2 separate regions of the Homo sapiens genome follow, and region 1 is linked to region 2. Evidence: read pairs that join two places in POLR2A ChIA-PET (ENCODE). Cell type or tissue: Panc1. All regions are shown on one strand.

Region 1 (5,000 bases), 1.2 Mb before region 2:
GAAGAAAAACAAACATACTTTAAGTTTTTTAGGAATCTCCAAACTCCAAGTTTAATTTAGGATTTTTCCCATCCAAACTTTAGTGAATTACACGGTAAATTTTATAGCAAAATAAAATATTTTACATTACTACAGACACTACTACATGCTGTACTTTACACTACTACTATTAGTATATTCAAATGTATTCCCATATACATTATTTTATTTTAGTCAACTGTATAAGGTAAACTAGGTTAGACATTACTATATTCACTTTACAGATAAGCAAATAAACCATTTAAAAGTTTTGTAGTGGCCTGGCCCAAATCAGACACAAACCCAAGACTGTCCTTCAAGTCACCATTTCCGCTTTCCAGTGGGGAAGAGAAGACACCCCACACCCAAGTATAAGAGCAGGGACTGTGGCTGGTTGTCTACCATATTTCCAGCTCTCCTAACAGTGCCTGGCACACAAGATGCACTTAAGTAACTATTGAAAAGATAATAATAATAATTTAAAGGGCAAACACCTAGACATCATTTAACAACTTTCTCATTGACAGAAGAGAAAACAGAAGCTTAAAGTAGTTTAAATAATTTGACAACATCATAGAGATAGTTACGATAAGGATGAGATTGGAACCTACATGTCCAAATGCCCATCACAATGCTCCTGTTATACCATCTCCCTAGCTAGACTGCATTTTTCTGTTCTATCTTTATTTCTCTTTTTAACAAATATATAGTAAGCTTCCACTGTATATGAAACACTGAAAGAGTATGTCCCACTTAGACACCAAATTAGAAAGCAGTCTAGAAAGATAAGATAGAAATAGAGTTATATGATATAGAGAGAACAAATTCTCCACAATATTTCAAATTAATGAACTTTCTTTTTATTTTCTCCAGCCCACATGACACCTTTCCAGCTCCAAAGAAAAGGAAAAAGGAGCTGAAAGTCCAGGTCACACAACTCAACAAGATAGTTCCGTGATTGTAACCTGGACATGAAAATCTCACTTCAAATTGTTCCAAAAGAAGAGCCCAGACAACAGGGCACACACTCAGGAGGTGCATGGCCGTCGGCTGCCTCCTCCATGTCCTGATCCCACCATTCAGAGGCAGGGTGGTGGCTGGGGCGAAGCCAAAAGCACACCCAGAATTTCACCTTGGTCTCTCCCAAGTAACTGTTCTCAGTCCCACCACTTTCTTAATGTGAAGAACAGGATATAAAAAATATAGGTGTTTCCCCATAAAATGTTTAAATCATTTATTTCAAGGGGGGAAAAAAGGTAGAAAAGATAAAATTGGTTAGGGCTGACCTAAAGATATTGCTGGCTGATTACAAAATAACTCTGATTTTTACCACTAAAAATATATATATTTAACACAAACCGGAAGCGAGGAGTGAAGACACTGTGATGCTTGGCCTGAAGGACGGAGGCCCCCAGGGATGCCATCAGACCAACCACCGGAACCTCCCAACAAGAGTTCCTGTCTCATAAGGCTCAAGACTAGACAGACTTATTCCTCTGCATCTTTCTAGCGACTGGGAGAATCTTGATTCCAGTATACGTAAATTGGAGGTCATCTTATTGAGAATAATATTTAAAATAAGAAACTGCTTAATGGGGAATAGAAAAGGGAGGTAGAGTAGAAGGCACAGCAGGAAAGAAGCTGTGCAATAAAAATCTGGAAAAGATGAAGAAAGCTGAGGGACAATCTCATCTCCAGAAAGCCTGCAGGCCGGCAGGAAGTAGTTAAGTAATTGGACAGTTCCTCAATTTAACTTCTAATATGGAACTACTGGGGGGCGGGAGGAGCTGAGAACTACGCAAAAGGGCTGACAGAATGATTGGCGGTATGGAGCTGTCATTCAAAGGGCCTCTACACATCATGAGCACTGATGGTGAAGCATGAGAAGTACCTACCCAAATAGGCTAAATAAAGGTTACCCTAAGTGTTTTCCATCTCAGGATCCAAGAATACTATTGTTTGAGACCTTGGTGGGATCTGGGAGGAACCAGTGAATAACATTAAAAACCATAAAGCCACCTAATATTTGAATGCAGGAACAGATATGGAAAATGCCTCTATGGACATGCAAATAACCAACAAACCAAGATAAAGTCAAAAGTGTCTATTCAAAATTATTGAGATTGGCTGGGCGTGGCAACTCACACCTGTAATCCCAGCACTTTGGGAGGCCAAGGCGGGCAGATGGTTTGAGACCAGCCTGGCCAACATAGTGAAACCCCATCTCTACTAAAAATACAAAAATGATCTGGGTGTGGTGGCGGGTGCCTGTAATCCCAGCTACTTGGGAGGCTGAGACAGGATAATGGCTTGAACCCAGGAAGCAAAGGTTGCAGTGAGCCAAGATATCACCACTGCACTCCAGCCTGAGTGATGCAGTGAGATTCCGTCTCAAAAAAAAAAAAAAAAATATATATATATATATATACACACACATACACATGTATATAAAATAAAATTACTGATAGAAGATGCTAGAAAATTTTTAGCTAGTAAAAAGTAGCGAACAAAATTAAATGTATCATATCCTTTGTCATAAATTAAAAGTTTAATATTTCTATAGCTTGTGTTAAAAATTACATTTTTATAATCCACTTATAATTCTAATACTACTTTCTCTAAAAAGTTTTGATTTGCCTACCATGGAGTTTTTGTGTTTTTTTTTTGTTGTTGTTGTTTTTTGAGACAGAGTCTCGCTCTGTTGCCAGGCTGGAGTGCAGTGCAGTGGCGCAACCTTGGCTCACTGCAACCTCCGACTCCCTGGTTCAAGCAATTCTTCTGCCTCAGCCTCCCGAGTAGCTGGGATTACAGGCATGCGCCACCACGCCCAGCTAATTTTTGTATTTTTAGTAAGATGGGATTTCACCATGTTGGCCAGGATGGTCTCGATCTCCTAACCTCATGATCCACCCACCTCAGCCTCCCAAAGTGCTGGGATTACAGGCGTGAACCACTGCACCCAATCATGGAGTTTTTTTTTTTTAATCTTCAAGATGACAAGGTAGAATTAGATTTTGATATCTCTGAAGACCCTCATAAATAAACTTAGGATCAATCTCCAAAAATTGTCCTAAAGTCACACCATATATGACGTTTTCCAAAAACATGAGGAATGAAACTAGCAGAGCCATGTCCAAGCACTCTGTCTTCCACCAACCACGTGATCTGGAGAAAATCACTGAACATCTCTGAGTTTCAGTTTTCTCATCTTTCAAGGGCTAAAATAGCAGTTCTCAGTGTCATCAGGGAACCCCTGGAAGGTATTTAAACATTTTCATGGAGTTTCACGGAGCTTTGGAATATTTCATAATAATACTAAGACATTATTGGTCTTTTTCAATCTAATTCTCTGAAGAGTGTACAGTGGGGTTTTCCAGAGACAATGTGACGAAGCCACAATTATCTAAAAAGGCTACTAAAAGACTCTCCCTTTCCCAACTATATAGCTGTCCGGGGCCAAATTTTCTTCCAAATTTTAACCAAAAGAGCATATCACAACAGATTGAATGGATAAGCAAACATGGGAATCCATGTGTCTTCTATAGAGGCAAATATTAAAGATAAGCAAAAATACAAAACCATGGCACTCTTCTCATTAAATTTTTGTTTTGAAATAGTTATTTGTCATAAAAATGTTATTTATGTTAACATATAATAGGTTCATCATTATTTTTAAGTGACTTAGTTTTCTTTTATTTCTCAATTTTACTTTTTTTTTTTTGAGACAGAGTCTCACTCTTTTGCCCAGCCTGGAGTGCAGTGGCTCGATTTTGACTCACTGCAACCTCCACCTCCCAGGTTCAAGCAATTGTCCTGCCTCAGCCTCCTAAGTATCTGGGACTACAGGCGTGTGCCACCATGGCCAGCTAATTTTTGTATTTTTAGTAGAGACGGGGTTTCACCATGTTGGCCAGGCTGGTGTTGAACTCCTGACCTCACGTGATCCACCTGCCTCGGCCTCCCAGAGTGATGGGATTACAGGCGTGAGCCACCATGCCCAGCCTCAATTTTAACTTCTAATATGGAAATACTGACAGACTTAACCCATATAAATAAAAGCTCTTTGGGGTCCTCAATAATTTTTACAGTATAATGAAGTCCTGAGACCAAAAATTTTGAGACCTGTTAGGAGAGGCTTCCCATCTCTAAAATTCCATGACTCAATAAATAATTTTATGAAAGGCAGGTTGGCTCTTTTTGTCCCCTATCTTTTTATTTTGTTTTTGCTCTTGAGTTGAACACATTCTTTGCATTTCTCCTTATTTTTAAGAGCTTAATATTAATATGAACTATAATAAAATGCAAATCATGCATTCCCACAATTCTCATTTTTCTCTATTTCCCTCCAGATGTATATATATTTCTACATACTTGTGAACAGAATAGATATGAATACATCATCTGTTTTTTCACTTAACGTTCTATTAAACATCTTGTTTTGTACAAATTCTTCATTTCTAATCCTTTTAACAGCTGCCTGATCCACTGAGCGAAACCACCATGATTTATGCCTCCCTCTATAAAACACTGAGACTGCTTTTATCACTGTATGCAGTCTCATATTTTTTCTTAGAAACAAGCGTTTGTTTGTTGCTCTTTGTTATTCTAATCTAGACTGACAACTATTACCCTACATGCCATTCTCACTTCCCTTCCTCCACCCTTGACTACCTCTTCCCATTTTTAAAAGGGGAGAGGAGTAACCCCTTAAAAATGAAAAATCCAGTATCAATAAAATAACATGAGAAAATAAAATAATTTAGCTATAGATCATCATTGCTACAGTCTCCAACTTCATCATTTCCAACAAAAACTCCTATAATGTGCAACATAGAAATATTTACCCATTGCCTTATCATTTAAATGATGTATGACATTTAGTTAACTGTCTTGAAAGGGACACTTCTAAAGTTTTCAGGTTAAAACATTTTTATGCAAACTTCTGAGTATAGTTACAGAGATATTTTATCTGACAAGGGCAA
Region 2 (5,000 bases):
CCTACTGTGACACTCCCTCCTGCAACTTCAGAGCATGTTGTCTGGTGCTCCAAACTTTCGTGGTGGGTTTAGTGAAAACGCTTTGGATTTGTACTCACAGCCCCCTCTCTGTGACTTAGCCCTCTCTCCTGAGTGCATGAGGACTGGGCTGTGTGGCAGGAACCATACAAACCTCAGTGCTATGCTCTGCTATGCTTTTATTTCCCTTGTGGTCTGCCTGCTTCCCTTCAGATGAGGCTGGCCAAGAAGCACCACAGACCCTGATGCAAAATTGCCCCTAAAGCACTTCAGCCCGACCAGTCAGGTCTGCATTCCTGGATAAGCCCAATGCTGACCCCATGGGGACCCCCACTCCCTTCTCCAGTACTAGGAGCTGGGCCCCAGGGAGGGACTTGGATAGGACCCGCTCGTGTCTGCCACCATGAGTGTGAGCACAGGGCTGATGGAGCTTTGCAGAGAGAAATGAAGGTCAAGGTGTGTGGGCTGAGTGCCAAGTGAGACAGAGAGGGCTCCAAGGCTGGGGAGGTGTGGACATGGGGCCGGGGCTGGGCCTGACTGAGCCTGGAAGGAATGGTGGGATCTAGCACATGGCAACAGCATTTCAGGTGTAGGAAATTGAGCAAAGGCCCCATAGGGGAATGTTCCCAGAGTGCTGGAGAACAGTGAGAAGAGCCCGGGGATCTCCTTAGGAAGGGGAGGGAGTGGGCTCCATGAGTCCGGGGCTGTGTCCATCTCATTTGTGGTTTTATCTCTGGAGCTTCATGCCATACCTACACTTAATAGGCATCAAAGATGGTTGTGAAAGTGTGGGGAGGAGGGAAGGAGTAAGGAAAGGCAGGGGAGAATGGAAGAGACATTGGAGGCATCCACCAGACAGGATGTTCAGCTCTTAGCTGTTACTCACAGGCAACAGGGAGCCAGCAAAAGTTTCCGAGTGGAGGAAAATTTCATGGAATTTAGAGTTTCTAGAAGATTCACCTGGCATCACTCACTCCTGACAGATGTTCGTAGCCCAATGCCTGCGCTCTGTAAGATCACTCTCTCTACACCAGCCTAGGCAGGGGAACGGCAGGAGGGCACATAGCAAGCCCTTCTCTGTGGGCTGGGAGGGCCCGGGATGCCCCAGCTGTTGCTTCCAGAGCTGAGAACAAGCTACTCCCCTGCCTGGCAGGGAGGCCAAGGAGAGCCTGTGGCACAGCCAAGGGAGAAGATTGTCAAAACACTGTAATGGAATCTTCCGGGCTGTCCTCAGCCTCGCATTTGCACAGCGGCCTCCAACTCAAGAATCAGATGTCCTGATAGTCATGCCAGTGGCCTCGGTGGCCCCAGCAGCCCTGCCTTCAGGGCAGGGAGCAGGAGCCGTGACGGGCAGGAGTGTGCTGAGGCTGGGATGGGCCAGTACCACCTGTCCACCTGGCTCCCTCACCACTTAACAGCTTAGGAGCCTCGGAAGGCCCACAACCCACCCCTAGGACGCCACCTCCCATGGGGTCAGCCCATGGCTGGGAGTGGTTGGGGCTCCAGGATGCTGAGGGCAGATCACTGCCGGGGCCAGGCTGCTGTCAGGCCATCCCAATCCAAGCATCAAAAGTGAACAGCAGCTCCCACTTCCCCCTGCTCTGGGCTGCAAAAATGGACCTCGTAATCGACCATACCAGCACAGTACTTACTTTCTAGTGGACCCTTCCTTCTGTCCACTCTCTGAACCTGTGAGGTGGGCAAGGCAGTCAAAATCGTGCCCACTCTGTGAATGAGGGCTTCATGCTTCCACTAGGCCAGTGGACCTGTCTAAACCCCACGGCTAAAATGCTTAGGAAGGGGGAGCTTCGGCTCCCCAGCCAGCCTCAAAAAGGGCCCTCAAAGCGTGAGGAATGGATCTTCAGTGGAAATGTACAGAGTCTCACAGTGGGACCAAGTATGCCTGCCTTTATAGAAAGGACCTACAGGGACCACCTCTTCCTCCCCTCCATTTGCTAATAAGGAGGATCGATACAGAAAGCTCAGATAAGCTCAGAGTCACACCAGAAAAGTAACAGAGCCAGGCTAAAGCCAAAAAGCCACTCTGATTTGGACAATCATGGAGAGGACTTCTCCCCTTCCTTCTGGTTGGTTCATGGTGAAAAATCTGACCATGGCATTCAGACAAAGCCTCATGTTCATGAGGAGACCCTGAAAGCAGTCAGGAAGTCAGCCGAGGTCCCCAGGGGACACCTGCAGCAGGGCCATGAAGGATGACATGGTTCCCCTTCCCTGCCTCAGTCAGCACAGAGCAGAACAAATCCTCATGCAAGATTTGGCCAGAGCTGGAAGGAGCCCCAGAGGCATCTCAGCCTGCCTCATTTCACCCCTAGGGAAACTGAGGCCTGATAAGGACCCAGGAGGCGGTCATGACCATCTGTACTTTCAGTTGCCATAAGAGACCAACAATCCGGGAGCGATCGGGACAGGTGAGCCAAGGAGGTCCGCAGCAGGGGCAGGGGTATGTGTGGGTACTGTTACAAAGGGCATAGGCCTAGCTCACTACCTCCCCTATTCTCACAGCGCAAGAGACACTCTGAGGCCTGTTGCCCGAGGGGCCTGCGGGCCAAGTTCAGATGATCTAATACAAGGAAGAAAACCACTACCTCTGTTGAGTTTCTATCAGATGCCAGGCAGGAATCACCATGCCCAACTTACAGGTGAGGCCCAAGTGGCTGAGTGACTTGTCTGAGGTCGCCCAGGAGGTAAGGAGCAGAGCTTGGACTGCAAATGCAATGTTCTCCCACTCCACCTCCTTCCCCTCAGACCTAGAGGCCGCCCTGCTACTGCTATTTGCTTTGGGATAGTGTTGCCCTACCTGCCTGCTCAGCCTGCACCCCTGAGGTAGGGCCCTGTGGCCCCTGAGCCAGCTCCCTCCCATCCATGCTCTGGGGTCTTTCCATGTCCTTGTCATCCCCCAGCCCCTGCTGGAGGGCTGAAGCAGCTGGAACTGCTTTTTCCCACCAGGCCTGTCAGGACCAAGTCACCAGACCTACTCTCTCGAGAATCACTGCGTAATGGCCACTGGGAATCTGCATTTTAACAGGAAAGTTCTGGAAGCACTGTTTTGGAGAAATAAAGACTGGGATCTGCTGCTCTCAGGAAAGACTTTAGTTCTGTTTTTGAGGAAGGAAAACCAATTTCCACTCTATTCCACTAGGGCCAAAGCCAGCTGATATGCCCCCTTGATGGAATTAACAAGGAGCCTCTTCCAGGAGGTACAACCTCATGTGGTGGGCAAAGAGCCCCTTTCCGTGGGGGGATAAAAAGATTTCCCTTCCTATAAGCACATAGTTCCAAGATTCCTTCAGCTGAGAAAGTGAGGAAGAAGTGCAGAGGCCTGAGGCAGACACTCCTCCCACTTGGTCACTTTCACTCCGGAGAAGAGTGTCCCACTGCAGCATTTATCCTGCCGGCACCCCTCCCCACTAACACCAATCTCTGCTCTGGAGAAAAGGTCGCTTTGCCCGGAGTCGCTAAAAATCACACATTAACAGCCCTAGTGGTTTCCAGCAGTTTCAATGCTGGCTTCAGCCAGAAATGTCTTAAAAAGGCCACCCGCTCTTTTTAATCCATAGCATTTATATTTTATAACATTTAAACAGAACCATTTTAAGGCAAAGATACATAGGACTTTCCTCACATGTCCACATAAAAAGGAAAAACCAGGAGATATCTATTAGGTTGGTGCAAAAGTAATTGCGGTGTTTGCCGTACATTAGACAACTAGGGAATTCTTTCTGAGCCCAGCAATGATCAGCTCCTACAGAGTACCGCTGCCTCACACGGGGGATCTCCCTCCTCCAAGAAGCCCTCGTGCCTACCCTCTGGGCTAGGAGCCTGGATATCAAGCCCCAAGAAAAGGTGTCCTCTGTAGAGGCAGCTTCCCCGTTACCCATAGACATAACAGCTACATTTACTGAGCTTTCTAATGTTTCAAGAACAAACACTATTAAAAGAATGACAATCAATATCACAGGTGACAGAATTACCCCATTTTACAGATGGGAACAAGCTCAGAGAGGTCAACAGACCTGCCCGCCCCTGATTCCACAGCCCATGCCCTTCATGGCTCTCTGCCCCAGCCAAGGCCTCCCCAGCTCACAGGGAGGCTGAAACCTCCTGCCAGCCTGCAGTCTTGCCAGCCTCTTACGCTAGGCCACCCTGCCCTCCTGGTTGAGGGCACTTGACTGTGTCCTCCACCATCTGACTCCTGGAGAAACTCAGCCCTCAGCACCTCTTTTTGTTTTATGCAGCTCCCTGAATCACACCCTTTTTGATGCTTTCTTTTTTTTTTTTAATAGAGATGGGGGTGCCAGGTGGGGTGGTTCATGCCTGTAATCTCAGAATTTTGGGAGGCGGAGGCGGGTGGATCACTTGAGGTCAGGAGTTTGAGACCAGCCTGGCCAACGTGGTGAAACCCCGTCTCTACTAAAAATACAAAAAAAAAATTAGCCGGGCATGGTGGCACAGGCCTGTAATCCCAGCTACCTGGGAGGCTTAGACAGGAGAATCCCTTGAACCCGGGAGGCAGAGGTTGCAGTGAGCCGGGATTGCACCACTGCACTCCAGCCTGGGCAAGGAGCAACACTTCGTCTCTAAATAAATAAATAGAGATAAGGGACTTGCTATATCACCCAGGCTGGTCTCTAACTCCTGGGCTCAAGCAATCCCCCTACCTCGGCCTCCCAAAGTGCTGGGATTACAGAAGTGACCTTTTTGATACTTTCAATATTAAAATTCCCTCCAGTGACACCCATCATTTGTAAAAGCTGGATGGGCCCAGCCTCATCTCACTTTGGAAGCAGGGTCAGAGCGCCATCTGGTGGCTGTCTAGTGAGCCTTGTATTGGCTGAGCAGCAGAATCAGAGCCTGAGATCTGGAAGGCCCCTAGGAGTCAGGTGGTCCAGCAGAGGTTCAGAGATGGGAAGTAACCCACCTAAAGGCACATGGCAAATTAGAATCCATCTCCAGGACCATAA

Evidence for each region. ChIA-PET counts read pairs that join two places held together with the same protein. Peaks named below come from ENCODE experiments on the same cell type or tissue, not always from the same donor. Only the 100,000 strongest peaks of a DNase experiment are listed, where the experiment ranks them.
Region 1: POLR2A ChIA-PET joins it to region 2 with 8 read pairs; 2 of 35 experiments call an interaction of 5 or more read pairs at or near these places.

Annotation. Positions count from the first base shown.
Region 1 is chr2:25,580,836-25,585,835 of GRCh38, forward strand. The region is part of intron 6 of DTNB (dystrobrevin beta); the gene reads right to left. Among named protein-coding and RNA genes, the nearest start is that of DTNB, 90 kb to the right of the region's middle. In Panc1, no CTCF peak of the experiment used is centred here; no DNase peak of the experiment used is centred here.
Region 2 is chr2:26,741,080-26,746,079 of GRCh38, forward strand. No RefSeq gene overlaps it. Among named protein-coding and RNA genes, the nearest start is that of SLC35F6, 21 kb to the right of the region's middle. RefSeq lists an enhancer at 1,372-1,877. In Panc1, a CTCF peak has its summit at 4,842 (motif pointing left); a DNase peak (open chromatin) is centred at 4,842; H3K27ac peaks cover 3,600 bases.